Linked DNA regions of Homo sapiens: region 2 is linked to region 1. A link is a loop called in an ENCODE intact Hi-C map of the cell type or tissue named here. Cell type or tissue: Calu3. All regions are shown on one strand. Links, peaks and the distances in the headings refer to the core of each region. The heading gives the core; the rest is flanking DNA.

Region 1 (9,166 bases), core at 484-8,483:
ATTTTAAGATTGTTGATATTTATATTTTGTCATACAACCATAACAATATTTTCTACATTTTGTTACACAATATTGCTAAAAGTTGAAAATCAATAAATGGCCATCATATTATAATTGTTTTGTAAATACTGTTAGTGCCAGGTCAGGTAATATGTTGATGCATTTTTTTCTTTGCAAATCCAATGTCACGAACCTTGGATCACTCATGAGAGAATGTTTCTCACATCGAGGTCAAATAGATTTTTTTCCTTCACAAACCATGCATTTTAAAATGCATCAAAATTTGTTTTATATTTGTATCGTCTTGCATAGTTTGCTTTGTAGGCCTGAAAAATATAGTACTTCACCAGCCTTCCTAGAGTTTTTCCTACGCTATTTGCCTTTATTGCCTTTATTGTCATATTTTTAGTTATTTACAGACTCTTGATTATATCATTTATTCTGTGAAGTCACTGCTTTTGTAAGCTTCCTTTAGAAGATTCTGAACCTCTTTTATTTAAATTGATTACTCTCCAGGCCATTTGTACTCATGTCGTTTTGGAACTCCCCACCACCTCTTCCTTGCTCTTCTGAGTAAGAAGTGGTGGAAGCAGTTGAGTCCCAGGTCATCCCCCATCACCACACTGGGGCAGCGTCCCCAGGCTTCCAGTAGCTCCCAGGTGGGCGCTAGAGTCCATGCATTTACCTAGTACCTTCCCCTTGAGTTGAAGTGGTGATTGACATCTAAATAATATAATACAGCAAAGGTGATGGATGTCACCCTTTTTATTAGGTTACATTAAAGTTGTACATAAATTACCTCTCTCCTGGAATAGTTCTCATTTGTACCCAAAAGTATAAAATTTTTAAGAAATTGGTTATATAGAATTTATAATTATAATCATTATAATTATTAAGAAATTAGTTATACAGAAAAATATTACAATCTCCTCACAAAAAAATAAATAGCCAACTATGGTCAGTGTTCAGCTTTGTTGCCTAGCCCCTGAGGCATCTTTAATATAGAAACATGTCTAAACATAACTGCTCAATAGTAGGCCTTTTGCTAGGTGTGGTTGGGCATGCAAAAGCTAAATGAGAGACAATACTCCTGTTCCAAGAAGTGTACAGTACCCAAATGCCACAAAGATCAAATGTTAGAGTTACATTTATCAATCTAACTTTATCAACATAATTTGTATGTTATATTATGGCTTTATATCTATAATATCCCTTTGCCTTACGTATACTTCAAGTATCTTTTCAGGTTTACTCAGAAGACCACGGGATATGGATTACCTGAAAGTAAATAAAGCTACAAAAACAGTTCTTCAGATTTTTCTACTTCTACATTCTGATGAAGTGTCAATGTTATGAGAAGGGCTGGCTAATATCTATGACTGGAACCTTGTTGCCTTGTCAAAGACCATGCACATACTCTCCAAAGCCAATTGTAGGGAGGGAAAACTTTAGTGTGGAGATGATTTCTTCCAGCAAAAATGTCTCATGTGTTTCTTAGAGTTAATGCTCCCCCTTTTCTATCAGTTTTCTATCTTCTTGTTGTTCTACACTGCACCATTATAGGTGCAACCATACACTGGGGACGTATAATAACAAACAGCCTCACTGACAAACATATATTCGACTTATCCTACAGATACACAGAATTCCAATAATAACAGCAGAGAAGTTATTACTGGAGGGAAGTACCATAAGTAGAGGGCGGATGGCCGTGTCATTAATTACCAAGAGGCTACAGATCCTATTGCGTGATCTAAACTAAATCTTTCATATTGTCAATCTCAAAGAATCTATCAAAAAAAAACCCACATCTATTCCATCTCTAATAATTTTCCAAATTGCCTACAGGGGGAAAATTAAAAGGGTGGTCTAATAACAAGAACCTCCCACTAGTCTTTGGTTTGCCATTTTTTATTGTGTATGTTTTGTGATGATGTAATGAGGTGGGCTGGATGGGCTGTTTTCTGGAATTGGGTAGTAGAAAAGAGGGCAGCTATTTCATTTTAATTTATAGATTCCTAATTTATTCAAATTTCACAAATTTAAACATTTTAGATTACAATTATTTCAGTACCCTGTGTTTCTAGAAATGTCATGTTTTAGAGAAGCCCATCTCTGGCTACGAGATGAAGCAGCAAATGGGAGAAAACCTCAAAAGAGAGGAGCATGTGATAAATGTGATAAAAAAGGAAACGAGGAAGAAGAGAATAAAGAAGAAAAAGTGGATGTCAGGAATTGGAAGTAGAAACATGCAGAAGCCATTTATCTCTGCTACTAAAGAAATAATTATTTATAATCATAAAAAATCATGTAACTCTTGCTCTGCTTAAATTTGTATTCCTTTGTTCACTGACTACATTGAAATTCTTGGATGTCACTCTGAGACTCTCAGAGTATCCAGTTTTCTCCCTGAATATTTAGCTTAGAGATTGAGTTTGCTTTCCTCCACTAAAGGATATACTTTAATTTGCAGGCTTTCATATAGACTGGGTTGTTGCTTCTAAAAGCCTTTATGTCAACTCCCTGCATTTTATTTTCTGCAAAGTATTAGAGAGCACCATATCTATAGCTAATCTCTACAGCTAATGTTGCTAGGAGGATTAATTTGAAAAGAACTCGCTAACATTTCTGAGGTTTCCTCAGCAAAGTCCAATATAAAGGGTATTTCATTGTATTTATTATGTTGTTGTATTACTTAAAGTTTGTAACCAGAGTAAATGAGATTTCCAGACTTGGGTACTTTGCACAGCCTTGTAAAGTACATATAAATGTGAAATTACTAGTGATCAAGGGAAGAGGGGAGGACTCTGATGTTTTTAAACTTCTGTTCTTCAGTTAAAACTCCATAAAAACCTGTCCCAAGTCAATACCAAAATGCTGAATTCAGATATTTTTGTACCTGTAATATAAATAAAAATATATTACATGGTATATATTGTTTTGTATTAATTGTATGCTTAATTTTCTTTTTGGGCCTTAACAATAATTTTGTTTACACTGGAATAAAATTGAAATAAATTTAGAGTTGATTTATATTCATAGCCTTTGCATTTGAAGCATGACAATATCTTGTTTTCATTTTATTGCTTCAAAGTTTCCAAGACAACTGGATTTATCCTCCAGAATAATTTCACACTTTTTTATTTAAATCAATTAAATCAATGTGAAACATAACCAAGATTATATTAATATTTGTCTCTTTTGAACTGGTAAGCATCTAGCCTTTGTCAACAGAAATAAAATTCTATTTCATAATTCCTACAGTAAGAAATGCAGCTAGCTCTGGCAGGAACATCAAACTCAACTCATGAACATTTTTAAACACTTCAGATTATCTATGGGCTTACTTCAAATTCATGAGGTAACAATATGCAAATAATTATCTCTTGGAATGTGATGGTTCAAAAATGCTAACAACAGTTATTCCAACTTGATTATGACTTAGCAGTATCATTTAGGTATATATGTTCAATATGAATATTCAGTTTGATACACTGTTTTTAATATTGCCTTAAGTGGTATAATCATCTTTGGATGCCATATGTACTATTGCATAATCCATCCCAGTTACAAAGGAATGCTTCCCTAAATGTTTTACCAAAAATTTTATGAGCTACTTTTCTACAGCCTTTACATCCAATTCTCTAATTAATCAACACTCTAAGAAGATTAAACCTTAAAACTAAGCTGTGAAACAAAAATATCAAGGAATACTACGGTAACATAACTTAGTGAATTATGAGTTCCCCTGATAATAGAGTCCACTGGTAATTATTTATTAAATGTCAACTGCACAAAAGGCACTATTTTGTTGTAGGAAGGGGCTATAAAATGTAATGACTACCACCATTTGTTGAGTACCGACTCCATGCCAGACACTTTACTGTACTATCTTCTTTTATATGTTAGTGTGGTTAGGCTTGAATGCCAGGTTAGAAAAATCTAGAGTTAATCCTGTAAACTGTTGGCAACCTTTAAAGGGTTTGTAGGGGAGAGGTCAGGAAAAACTGTATGAGTTTCGAATGGCAAGGAGACCGCAGGTGGTAAACAGGAATGACCTAAACCTGAGCAGCATCTATGGAATGTGAAGCCTGGGCCCAAAGGGGGAGCACTTGGATAAATTATAGAGTCTGGTGATCACCTGGTCTTAGAGGCTGTGAGAAAGAGAAGTTAAAGCTAAAATTCCACTGTGGGGAATTTATTTCATAAATACATTTGTGCACATATGAAGTAGTGGGTTTGTATTAGTCAGAAAACAATAGGTGATACCATGGTAACCATAAAATCTCAGCGGCTTACCATGTGGACAGTTTATCTGTCACTCATAGAAGTCAGATGCTGGTGCGGCAGCAGGGCAGCAGCGCTCCTTCCTCTTGTAATGATACCATCTGAAAGGTGATTTCTAAGGGGTCTGGCAGGTGGAGAGAATGTTGGAGAGTTGCAGACAACAGTTTTAAGAGTCAGGCCTGAAACTGCTTATGCTAATTCTCTTCCTATCTCATTGATTAACTGAGACACGTGTCCCCATCCTACCTACACACAAGGTTGAAAGTTGAGGGATACACCTATATTCAGTGAATGTTAATGTCACTAGGTTTAGTTGTAAGAGGACATTATTAGAAACCCAAATACTCATCAGTAGGAAACTACTTAATAAGTTATGCTACATTCATACAGGGAAAGCTCTAAAAACAAGTGCTGATATGGGAAGATCTTGACGATATATTATTAAGTGACAAAAAATTAAAATGCAGACAAGTATGTACGTTATCCTTTATATAAAAAATATGAAATATTTGATTGGATGATAAAGAATGTCTGAAAGGATACATAAGAAACCAATGACAATGTTTACTCATTTGGGGAAGAGGTTGGATGAGGTAGACCATCCTTTGAGACAGCTTAGTTCTATTTTTACCAATAACCCAACCCAAACAAATGGTTTTGATATTTCATCTTTCCAACAACCAGTCTTTATATTACATTTCAATATTAAGTATCAAACAATCGATATTTTACCATAACCTAATGAACAATGAATTCAAGCATAACTGAAAGTTAATGAACTCCAAGACAAGACAAGGGTGGCATGCTAGTAGAGATGTGAATTTGTCTGAATACTTCCTGAGCATTTAATAGTATCACTACAGCTGATTGTATTCCGAGACTTCTTAATGGAAAGCAAACAAAACTAGATGCTGATTATTTTCCCTCGAATTGTTTCTTCCTAAAAACCAAATTTAAATTTAGCTTGGGATTTTCTGTTAATGTTAAAAAAAAAAAAAAGCCAAAGCAGCTGTTTGCAGTTTAGTATGCTAGAATTTGGCTCACAGTGGATTTTAAATTTTGCCAGCTAAGGGGGTACAAAGAGAACCATAAGTGCCACCAGCGTTAGTTTTCCATTCCATGGGAATCTGAGTGGGTCACTGGAAATGAAGAAACAGCTTCACTTATCCAGTCATCCTCTCTGAATCTCAGCTTTCTTATCTATACAATAGGGATTTGGTATCTACCTAATGGAGTCTTTGTGAAGAATCAATTATGACACAATGTATCTGTCACAGATTTGTACACTAGTAAGTGCTAAATATGACTTTTTCCAGGGAAGCTTTCCTTTACACCTTAAATGAGACCTGGATCTCCTGTTCTTTTGCTCCCATTGTGCCCCTGTACTTCTTCTTCCAATACTTAGTTGTTCGCTTTTTGTTTTCCCCGCTAGCGTGCAGAGCCTCGCACACTACTATGTTCTAAATGCCTACTACAAAGCCAGAGACGTAGTGCAATATTTCAGTTTTGAATTAAACTGATGATTGCAAACATTCTCCATCCCTCTCTTTGATTCATACTCTATTCACAAGGTCAGCATTAAATACTAGAACCCCTCAAAGCAAAAATGACATCCATGACATTCATATGCCAATGGTCTTAGAGGTGTAGGTTAGTATTTGTCTTGTAGGTTGGCCATATTATATTTTACTGATCATACTTACGATGTTCAAGGAATGTGATTTTCACTGAGGTCAAATCCATTTTGGTCTATTCTTGTAATAATAAAGTATTTGCAAGCATGTATTGAACACTTACTATGTATCAGACGTTGTTTTTGGCAGTTTACATGTAATTCTTGCAACAACTCCATTGGGTAGATTCTATTATTGTTCTCATTTTACAGAGAAGAAAATAGAGACAGGTAAAATATCTTAGGTAAAACATCTTGTCCAAGTTTTTGTAGTTACACCTTTGAAATTATAACGTTTACTTATCAAATTCTAAACTTAGTTACTATAGACAGAGCTAGGATTCTAATTTGGGCAGTTTGGGTTCAGGAGCCATGTTCTTCACCCTTCGGCTGGGCTTCTTTGTAATGATAAACTTTTTTAACATAGCATAAATATAGTTGAAAATATATAATAGAATTGCCTATTAAATTTGCTTCAAAATGAACATTTTAAAAAAAGTATGGATGCAAATAAAAAGACATTGGTACTCATGCATTTCTGGTGGCATAAGGTGACATTAAATTTTTGGTAAATAACTTAATAACGTGTGAGCTATAATGTGTATTCACTAAGAAAATGGCCTAGAAATCAGACGGGATCGCCTTTGAATCACTGTAGTTAAGGAGGCTAAATATATAAATATCTTTCACCATTGATCTCCATTCTGAGCATTTACTTTAAAGAAATAACACAAAACATGAAGAAAAACTTGTATAGCAAAGATGCATATGGTATCATTTATTTATATATAAACTTATCTTTTGGAAACATTCTTATTAGAAGATATATGTATATAAAACATATATAGAAGAGTATATAAAATATGTGCAGTTTAAAAAGTAGTTATGAAGTATCACTCTAAATCCTTTCTGTCTGTCTACAGCTAAGCACTACTCTAACTTTTGTAATAGTTATGTTCTTGTTTTTCTTTATAGATTTTGCCATCCTTCATTCTTTGACAATATAGTACAGTTTACCTATTTTGAACTATATAGAAACAGAATCACACAAAATGTGACTTGCCTATTTCTCTTACCATTACATTGTGAGATGCAGCTATCTAGTTTTGTGTAGCAGTAGTTTCAATAATGTTTAATACAGGAAGCTACATATTTGGCTTTCTAGCTACCTTATTTTTGCTCTTAATTTGCCCAAACTGTTTTGTGTTTATTTTTTTCTTTCTTTTAGATGACTTTTTAAAATTATATAGTTTATTTTTGTTTCCCTTTTTAAAAGTGGTCACCCTTGAAATTATAACGTTTACTTATCAAATTCTAAACTTAGTCAATTTTACTCTCCTACTTCTTATTAATGTATACACATCATTAATACATTATTGTCATCATATTTTTACTCTGTTCAATTTTTTTTGTTGTTTGTTTAGACAGAGTCTCACTTTGTCACTCAGGCTGGAGTGCAGAGGCGTGATCTTGGCTAACTGCAACCTCCACCTCCTGGGTTCAAGCAATTCTCCTGCCTCAGCCTCCCGAGTAGCTGTGATTACAGGCATGCATCAACACGCCCAGCTATTTTTAGTAGAGACAGGGTTTCACTATGTTGGCCAGGCTGGTCTCGAACTCCTGATCTCAAGCGATCCACCCGCCTCAGCCTCCCAAAGTGCTGGGATTATAGGCATGAGCCACTGCACCTGGTCTCAATTTTTTAACCACACAAAGCAATGTTTTTCTTTTATAAAATATATGTTCATTTAGATTAATTCAGATACATGGCACTCTAGGATCACTTTCCTTCTGCCTATGGGGCATTTTTTTAGAACATTCTTTAGAGAAGTTCTGCTGGTGCCAAAGTCTTTCAGTTTTTTTTTTTTTCCCTGAAAATATCTTTATTTAGCCTTCATTTTTAAAGACAAAAGTTATAGCATGACAGTTATTTTCTCAATATATATTGAGATATACACTGCCCTCTCTGCATCCCTCCCTCTCAGCCACCTTACCACTCTTCTATTAAGATGGCTCTTTCTCATTTTCACCATGCTATGTCTGGGTGCAGACTTTTAAAAAAATCTGTTTACAATTCTTGTTTCTCCTTGAATCTCTGTATTTGCGCATTTTATCAATTCTAGAAACCTCTTGCCTACTTACTTTTTCTTTTTTTTATTTTATTGAGATGGAGTCTTGCTCTGTCACCCAGGCTGGAGTGCAATGGCGTGATCTCAGCTACCTCTGCCTCCTGGGTTCAAGCGATTCTCCTGCCTCAGCCTCCTAAGTAGCTGGGATTACAGGTGTGCACCAGCACGCCCAGCTAATTTTTGTATTTTCAGTAGAGATGGGGTTTCACCCAGTTGGTTAGGCTGGTCTCAAACTCCTGACCTCGTGATCCATCCACTTTGGCCTCCCAAAGTGCTGAGATTACAGGCGTGAGTCACAGCACCTAGCCCTTCTCTTTTCAAATGTTGCCTCTGCCACATGCTGTTTATCCCCTCCTTCTGTAATGCCTGTTGGATACTCACCAGTCCTCACCTAGCTCAATGTCCTCTCACTTCTCATATTTCCCATCTTTTTGCCTCTGTGAATTCTGGATAAATTTTCTGGACTAGTTGATTCATTGTTTCTTCAGCTTTGACTAATTTGCTGTTACACTTCTCAACTTGTTTTTAATTTCAATTTGTTTATTTTATTAAAGTTCTCTTTATTTTTTTTTCAAGTCAGCTGGGCGGTTTTTACAATTTCCTGTACTGTTTATTCAAGTTCGTCTTTAATTATTTTAAACAATAAGTATTTTATAATCCATATCCCACAATTCCAATATGAAGTCTTTGTGGGTTGATTTCAAAGCTTAAATTCATTTGGTTGCAAATGCTGTCAGGGCAGAAGGGGCCTTAGTGCGACACCAACCCTCTGGAATCCTGTCTTCACTTAGGTTTCTTTCTTCTTTTGCTTTTTTCCTTTTTGGAGACAGGGTCTCATTCTGTCACCCAGGCTGGAGTGCAGTGTTGTGATCTCGGCTCACTGCAGTCTTGACTTCCAAAGCTTAAACAATCCTCCCACCTCCAGCCTCTTGAGTAGCTGGGACTACAGATGCACACCACCACACCTTTCTAATTTTTGTATGTTTTCTAAAGGCAGGGTTTTGCCATGTTGCCCAGGCTAGAGGTTTCTGCCTGACAATGCTTAACTATCTTGTTAGTTGTCTGGTACTTTGAAGGA
Region 2 (9,166 bases), core at 296-8,295, 320 kb after region 1:
TTGGACCATAGAGATCAATTGTAGACTTGAATAGAAAATCAAATTATTTTTCCTTTCTGACACAGTACAAGGCTTTAAAAAACTGAGATTTACTCTGACTAACTCCTAAAATCCTTCTCTATACCTAAAGACATCATTGGTTCTCTTGTCTTCTCATTATCTGGAGCAGGGCCTTCAACTTACTGAAGTATGAGACTACTTTTAAACTACTGTATGGGCCCTCATCTGATATTAGTTGTACTTATGAAGAGAGAGTGTCACATAGCAATTAATAACTTCCAAATGAATAGCGTATAGATTAATTTTGAATAGCATATAGATTAATTCATGTCAAGTCCTTAGAATAAAACACTGTGGGTGGTGATCACCCAAAAAGGGTTAGTCCAATCTGCTTTGTGAGTTGTTTTTCCCATGTACATTTCTTAGTACTAGCTCACCAGCAAAACTGAAAGGTCCCCAAGGCAGGAACTATTTTACCGTATTTGAGCATTAACCTGAGGTGCCCACTATAATGTTAAACATAATATATATGCTCAAGAGAGAACTAGAAATTGATTAATGGACAAGTGTACCTACATTTCTCCAAATGGAGATTTTCACCAAACCATAATGAGGATACTTGAGACATGGCTCCAAGAGAAAAATCGAAGTCTCCTACCCTTAGATAATAAGCCAACTGACATGTGAGTAGCTGCCATCTTATTTGAGAACTTATAAAATAATATCATTATTATTTGATAATATGATAGTATCATTATTTGCCATATGATGCAGTGATATCATTAATCCCTGCCTGGTTTAATCCATAATGTGGATATTAAGGCTGTTACAGTGCACTGGACCAGCATTTTAGAGATAATGACTGTTTTTAGTGTGCTCATTCATCAAACTAAATAATTTAAACTACTTTAGGAATTTGGAAAAAAACTTCAATAAAGATAATACATGAAACCCCATCAAAATTATGTATTTTATATTAGGAATTACACACACACACACATACACACACACAAATGGAAGTTTCAAAAATATTACCTTATTTATAAGATTTCCAGAAGCCATCATTCAGGATGCTATTGTTATTCTATCTGACACCATCATTTAAATTTATATGGAAAAAATATTACTGTGTTCTTTATAATCACTGAAATATATAATGTGTTCATAAGTCTGACAAGTACATTCATATATATATAGATATATATATATATATATATATAGAGCTGAAAAAAGCATTAAAGTAGTTTTAAATGTTTTCTACTATTTAAATGTTTTCTACTATGGTGTCTCTGGAAGTATAATCTGTGACTTACAATAAAGTAAATCCATAACCTTATGAGGAAACTATTTTAATTTCAATAAGATCACCATGGCATGGAGATCTGATTGCGTTTATGATTTATCAGCTTCTCTGTACCTTACTAGACAAGAATGGCCAATTAGTGATGACAGAGCCAGGCATCTCACCCCAGATACTAGCTGCATTATTCAGGGTTCTCCAAAGAAACAGAACCAGTAAGAGAGAGAGAGAGAGAGAGAGAGAGAGAGAGAGAGAGAGAGAGAGAGAGATCGATCGATCTAGCTATCCTCCCCCACCCCCTCCCCCACCCCCCACACACATATGAATTGGTTCCCATTATCACGGAGGTTTTGTCCCAAGGTCAGCAGTCAGCAAGCTGGAGACCCCAGAGAGCCAACATGCAGTTCCAATTCTAGTCTAAAGGCCTGAGAACTGAGAAAGCTGATGATATAAGTTCCAGCACAAAAGCCAGCAGGCTCAAAACCCAAAAAGAGCCAATGCTTCACTTCAAGTCCAAAGGCCAGTAAAGATCAATGCATCAGCTCAAAGCAGGCAGGCAGGAGGAGCTCCCTCTTACTCAGGCTTTTTGTTCTATTCAGGTCTTCAACTGGTTGGATGAGGCTCACCCACATTAGGGAGGACAATCTGCTTTATTGGGTCTACCAATTTAATCTCATCCAGAAACAATCTCTCAGATATACCCAGAATGATATTTAACCAAATGTCTGGCCAGTCAAGGTGACACATAAAGTTAACCACCACATCAAGGTACCACATTAAGTAATGCCTAGTCTTTATTTCAGGGATCTTCCAGGCATTATACTAAATGAATATAATATGGCTCCTGCCCCTAAAATCCCTACAGTTTACACGGGCAAATGGATAAGCAAACAGAATTTACAATTGAATATTACAATTAGGATACAATTATTAAGTATTACATGCCATAAGAGTCCAGGGGTAATTTAATTCAAAAGATACTGGGAATGATTTCACCATATGTACTTTATTTAAAACTTTCCCTGGATATCCATAAGTGAGTACAAGGCAAAAGGCTTCTTAAAGTCTGAGCTCTTTCAGTATTCTGAATTGTACAATTCAATATTCCCTTTCTGTGAACATACTTTATTGGTGGCATAAAAGTTAACCCTCCTTATTTTTTTATATTCAACGTTTTTCTCTCAAATTTTCTAAAATTAAAAATAAAAACTGTAAAAGACCTTGAAGTGGCAAGTATGTATTGTCAAGGGGGTCAAAAGGTCAATGCAGCCTGCTTGTTTGGGACATTCAGCACCTGTTTAACTCCTTAGCTCATTTTTCATTTTCTCTTTCTGGGTCAGGTATAATCTAGGATTTTTGTTTTTGGTATGAATTATATAAACTTCTAGATTCTTCTTTTTGTAGCATTAGAAGCCTTCAACAACGTGTTGGTAGGTTAAAATACCTCCAATTTACTGATAGGTGAATTTCAAAGTGTTTGATTTAATACTACCCAGTTGACTCTATCTGCAATCTACATCTTCTCAGCAATATGTAAAGTAGTTTAATAAAATAGAAAAAAAATCCACTTATTTTATAGTTACCACATACCAGGCATTGTGCTAAATGTTTTGATATGTGATCTATCACTTAATTTTTACAACAGTCCTGAAAGGAGGGTGTTATTTTTCCAACTTCTTGCAGATAAAACTTGTCAGTTTCTCTTTTCTCACCTTGATTTCCAAAACTTCTAGTTCAGAGTTAGAGGTCATGACGTAGAAAGAATAACATTGAGTTCGAAACTAGAAGACCTAGTTGTAGCCTTGGCTGTGTAACTTGCTGTGTGACCTTGAGTAAGTCATATTCTATCCATGTGATTTAATAACCTCATGCAGAAAATGATAGTGTGAATACTATGAGAAATGATGTTTGGATCAAACTCCTCTCAAAAGAAATTCTTGTACAATAAAACTGACTCCTCTCATCAGTGTACCTTACATTCAAATTCAGGTGTGCATAAATGACATTTTTGCAAATTGACTCATAGCTTAAAGGCACTTAAGCATAGAATCCTGCTATTTGAAAGAGTACAAAATTATATTGGAAATGAGTGTATATTCCAAATCTAACCTGCTTAGGTTCAAATTTTGGCTCTGCTATTTAAGAGTGATATGACTTTGGGCAAATTACTTAAACCACCTGCACCCCAATTTCTCTACCTGTAACACTGGGGTAACCAGGGTAACTACTATACCCATCTCAAAGGGGCACTGTAAAGATTAAGTGAGTTGACATTTCTGAAAACACTGTCTGACAACTGGTAGCAGGTCAGTGTGTGTATGTATTGAGAGAGAAACTGAAGTCTTGGCAATGTAAATAGCTGTCTCCTTAATGTACCAATTTTGAACACTTGGATTTTTTGCATATTAGGTATTTTTGAGGTGATACAAAGCAATATAGTCGTGAGACTCCTATTAACTCAAAGTCTAACAGAGTTTTAACCCGATTCACAGGAGAAAAACTAGACTACCTCTTATTTACAAATCCATAAAGTAAAGATGAAGAATGTGATGACATATAAAGTAGCTTGCAGCAATATAAATTTATATAACTATGATTAAAATAAATGCAGAAATACCCATCATCAAGCATCTTAAATTATTTTTTAAAATCTGACTTAGTAATTTTACTTATTCTATCCTATCCAAAGGAAATAATTTTAAATCCAAAAGAGACTTATTCCCCAAGATGTTGATTTTATTTTTAATAGTAGAAAATTTAAGGGGAAAAAAGCCAAAATATCAAAAGGATGGTTAACTGTTATACAGCAATTAAAATACATTCACAAAGCCTAATATAAATTTAAATTATTCAAATGCAGACTCAACATGATTACAACTACACTTTTAAAATAAGTCATGTATAAACCAAGGAAACCAAAATAGTACTGGGAAACTAGGAAAATACACACTAAAATATTAAGTTTTTACATCTAGTCCTCTGAAACAAAAAGTATTTTCTAAAGTTTGTTTTTTGAATTTCTGTTTTTTTCTAATATATTTCAATGAACACATGTTACTATAAAATAAAAAAAAAACATATACCAAAATGGTCAACCTTTGGCAATATTCAAAATAGGTAAAGGGAAACTACCCTGCTAGTGACAAAAAATATGCATAATGATATATGAATTGATGGCTCCTCTGCTACCACTAATGTTTTACAACAAAGTTGGCCACATTTAAATAAACAAATGGGCAAACAAAACTACTTCTCTGCCACAGAGACTGTCTAGGCAGGAAAAAGGGGTCTGGGAGAGGTGGAGAAAGGCAGAAGGTTCCAGGGAACTGTCCACCAAGGAGGTGCTGACAGGCCCTCTGATATTGGGTGAGTGTTAGAGCACCCTCTGGAGGCTGGGAGCCCACAACCCATTTCCTCTTTCTCTTTCTCTTTCTCTTTCTCTCTCTTTCTCTTTCTCTTTCTCTTTCTCTTTCTCTTTCTCTTTCTTTCTCTTTCTCTTTCTCTTTCTCTTTCTCTCTCTCTCTCTCTCTCTCTTTCTCTCTCTCTCTCTCTCTCTCTCTCTGCCTCCCCGCCCCACCCAAGACTTTCCCTTCCCATCTTTCCCTTCCTATCATTCTGTTCTATTTTCTTTCCTTCCCTGCTCCTTCTTCTGTTTGCCTGGTAACTACGGAGATTGGAAGAAATAACACTGGTAAAACACCTAAGATACTGTATATATGTTTAATAAAACCAAATTATTTTACCCCTTCCTTTTGCTGTTTTAGTCCTTGAACTCATCCCTTTCTTCTTCTGATTCCCTCCCTTTTTTATTTTTCCATTTTCTTCCATTTTAACCTTCCACTTACTCTCCCTATTCTCTCTTTTGTGAGAGTCACCCTGTAGAAGAAAGGTAGGTTGCTTTCTAGAAGATGACTCCTTTCCTTTGAGGGTTAGGGCAGTTACAAAAGGTCCAAATACTCACCAGAAAAAAATAAAATTTCAGGACTCTATAACATTTTCAAAAACTTTCCCCTATCTTAATATATAAAAACAATATTGAAGATACCTGATGTGTCCTACGGGCTTCACAGTGGTTCAGTTGAGCTGTTATATTAACAAATTGCTATTATGAGAAAGAAAGAGGTGCTCAAGTTTTAGCCATGTTTCTTTTAAAACTGTAAATATTCAAAATATACAACATAATGTTTTGATATAGTGAAATGGTTACTACAGCCAAACTAATTAACATACCCATTATCTGTGTTACACTCTGTGTGTGTGTATGTGTGTGTGTATGTAAGAATACCTAAAATCTACTCTCTTAGCAAATTTCTGGTATACAATCCAATATTAACTATAGTCCAAACACTGTACCTGAGATCTCTAGGTTTATTCATTCCACATAACCGCAACTTTGTTTCCTGCAACCCACATCTTCAAATTTCCTCCCAATCTCCCATAACCACCATTCTACTGAGTTTGTATGTGTTCTACTTTTTTTTTACATTCCACATATAAGTGAGGTCAGCAGCATTTTCCTATCTTCAGTTTATTTCATTTAGTTTAATGTCCTCCAGGTGTATCCATGTTATTGCAAATGTAAGGTTATCCTTCTTTTCAAAGGTTGGATAATATTCTAATTTATAGAATAGATATAAATGTATCTCTATAAAATAGATACATGCCACAATTTCTTCATCCATTTATTTGTCAATGAACACTTAGGTTGTTTCCATATCTTGGCTATTATGAATTATTTAAAATAGTGTTGCAGTGAACATGAGAATGCAGATATCTCTGTGAGATGCTAATTTCGTTTCCTTTGGTTATATATCTAAAAGGGGATTGCTAGGTTATATGGTAATTCTATTTGTAATACATTTAGAAACCTTCACACTGTTTTCCATAATTATCACACTAATTTACATTCTCACCAACAGTGTACATAGGTTCCCTTTTCTCCATACCCTTGACAACACTGGTTACCTCTTGTCTTTTTGATAACAGCCATTTTAATAGTATGAGATGATATCTCACTGTGGTTTTGATTCTCATTTTCCTGATACTTAACGATGTTGAGCACCTCTCCTTGTACCCACTGGCCATTTTAATGTCTCCTTTGAAGAAGTGTCTATCCAGGTCCCTTGTGCATTTTTTTTAACATAAGCCATATTTCAATTACATCTTCCTTTTAATTAAAATAGTAAAGCAAAGGAATAATTGTAGAGAATACTGTAATTTATAAAGTATTTTTAGAATATTAGGACAAATAACAAATATTCTTTTATGTTTGTATGTATTTTTATCTTAGAAATATTGGGGAATAAAAGAAGGGAGACACACACACATGGACTGTGGACCTTTGCAATGCAGCTATAGACAAGATAAAGGAAAGAGAAATACTATATAGGCTGGCCCTTGAAATTAAATTCAATACTTTGATCTTTGTGGATGGAGAAAACAGTTAAGTGAAGGTAAAGTTGATGCCTATTTTCTGATAATGACATAAAAACTACTATGACAAAGAAAAAAACCTTTTAGAAGACCTCCTTCCCCATGGCAAGCCCATTCCCATAAATAGCCTTGTAGGTGTGATGATGGCATATGGACAGGGGCAAAAAAAAAAAAAAAGGTAGGGGGGAACTGATATAATAGAAAATCTTTTTTTTTGGAAGAAGGTTATTTTGGTTTCTCTCATGAGAACTTAAGGTTAGATGGGACTGTAGGTGATCTGTATTTTAATAAAAGAAGTGGAATTACTTCCTCAATAGGCTTGGAATTAATTTCTGGAATAAATGGTGTTGTACTTACGTTTGTATCTCTAATGCCCATCATAATGCCTAGCATGGAAAGACACTCCATGTTTACAGTCATAAGTCGTATAGTCAGTTAACTAAATTGAATAGCTCTCAGGATGCAACAAGACGGACCCTGGAGATGGCTAAGTGACAAAAGAAGATAACTTTTGAGTGTCTAGCTTGAAAGCTCAAATTACTCAGCATCCTTGAAGCCATTCTGAGATAATTAGAGCAAACAGTTTTAGTGTTTTTGAAACTGACAGTCTGGCCTACCCATGAAAATGGTTTTAGACTTTGCCATGTAAATAACTTTCAGGAAAGGAAATAAATATTCATCCTAATAATCTTATTTTCACACTTAGTAGGTAATCTTGAAATGACTGCAGGTTTCTGAAGTATCCTTATTGAAATCTGTGTCTCCATGATTTTTTCAAAAATTATTTAAATCCCATTTTAATTACTAAAAGATTCAATGAAAATCCTTATTTTATATTTTTTTCTTAAATCAATATTGTAAGAAATGTAATCATCTGCCATATCACTTAAATTTGAGACCAAAGGGAACAAGAGCAGTTTATTGCTATGCCTCCAGTGTGTAGAATTTCTAGTGTGGTCAATAAATATTTGCTGATCAAATGGAATAATAGTATAATTTGTTAATTAATTTTCATAAATGTACTTCATTTTATGAATGTCATATCAATATATAAATGGTTCCTATATTTTACATAAACAGCATAGAGCAAAGAAAAATAACTTTGGGAAAAGTAATGATTGATTTCTTAATAAAGATGAAGAATTTATCAAGAGAACTATCTTAATAACAGTGGGAGCAGTTTCTCCTATAAGTAATAAGCCCACCTCAGTGAAGCTATGAAAATAATTAAGGCCATATAAGCAACAATCATTTGATGAATTTATACATAGTAAGTACTGCATGCATCTCATTTAACTGTTATTTCTCACAATGACATAGTAATATATACTGCAGTAGTTATTGCTGTGGCCACTTTACATATGAAGAAACTGAGACTTACATAAATCATATCAATAGTAAGTATAAAATTTAGCTTTGAAACTTAAGCCTGTCTGTGAGGTAAATTTTGCATATTATTTTCTGTTGTCATCTGTCAGATAATGTTGAAGAACTTCACTAGGAGGAAGGCTACAGTAGAAAGTCCCAATACTCTTTCCATATTTAAGATTATAAGATAGAATCCTTATGTCAACCCATCTATAATTAACCTTCTGTTAAGTATGGTTATAATATAATAATTGATCCCATTATAAAGGGATTTGAGAATTATCTTATTCAAATACTTTGCAAAATAAGATGGGTTAGAGTCTCTAAAAGCATTATTTTATTTTCACATAACATTAATTTATTTTTCAAAAAACGATGTCTGCAAACACACATGACATAGGTGTTTCACTCTATTGACATGAATCTCTCTCATAAAGTGAATTTGTTAAATCCGAATACCAAAAGGAAGAGAACATAAAGAAAGTTAAACTAATGTATTTCCTTAGCCTTAAAAAAAAAAGTGTGTGCTTGAAATTATTTTAATTCCCTCCAATATGGTTTGAAAGTTAGGGGAAAACCTAACAGCATAAAAGAAACTTGTTTGTAAATGAACTTGAAGGGTCGAATGCATATTCAACAACATTCTCTACACCAATGGCTTATCTTATTTGATTATTAGCTTGTGTTTAATTTCCCTTGACAAATAATTCACCTTTGTTAAATATCATTTAGCACCGCTAAGTAATTCTTGTAAGTTCATGGGAATGGATTTTAAACAGTAGCCATTGCAAGGATGCTACTGTAAATGCAGTTAGGAGAGTGAATAAAAGCATGAGGTAGGGGTGGCAGGTTGTATGGGAGAGAACCTAACTCCTTAGTTATTGGTGCTATTCATTCACATACATCTTCCTGACAGTGATGAACACACAAACCTTCAACAATTCTAAGATCTCTTCGGGGTTTCCAAAGGAACAACAAGCTACTCTTTAGTATGGGCAATATATTTTTTAACCAACCCTACAGTGTAACCTATCATATTGAGTAGAAAAACATAAATCTCTGGCA

What was found. A loop is a pair of places that touch in the nucleus more often than their neighbours do. Peaks named below come from ENCODE experiments on the same cell type or tissue, not always from the same donor. Only the 100,000 strongest peaks of a DNase experiment are listed, where the experiment ranks them.
Region 2: a loop joins it to region 1, with 4 times the contacts of the local background. A loop is called at or near these places in 6 of 110 quality-filtered maps.

The regions. Positions count from the first base shown.
Region 1 is chr11:84,386,524-84,395,689 of GRCh38, forward strand. All of the region lies in intron 7 of DLG2 (discs large MAGUK scaffold protein 2), which reads right to left. Among named protein-coding and RNA genes, the nearest start is that of DLG2-AS2, 750 kb to the left of the region's middle. In Calu3, for the core only: no CTCF peak of the experiment used is centred there; a DNase peak (open chromatin) is centred at 4,098.
Region 2 is chr11:84,709,813-84,718,978 of GRCh38, forward strand. The region is part of intron 6 of DLG2 (discs large MAGUK scaffold protein 2); the gene reads right to left. Among named protein-coding and RNA genes, the nearest start is that of DLG2, 910 kb to the right of the region's middle. In Calu3, for the core only: a CTCF peak has its summit at 4,675 (motif pointing left); a DNase peak (open chromatin) is centred at 4,659.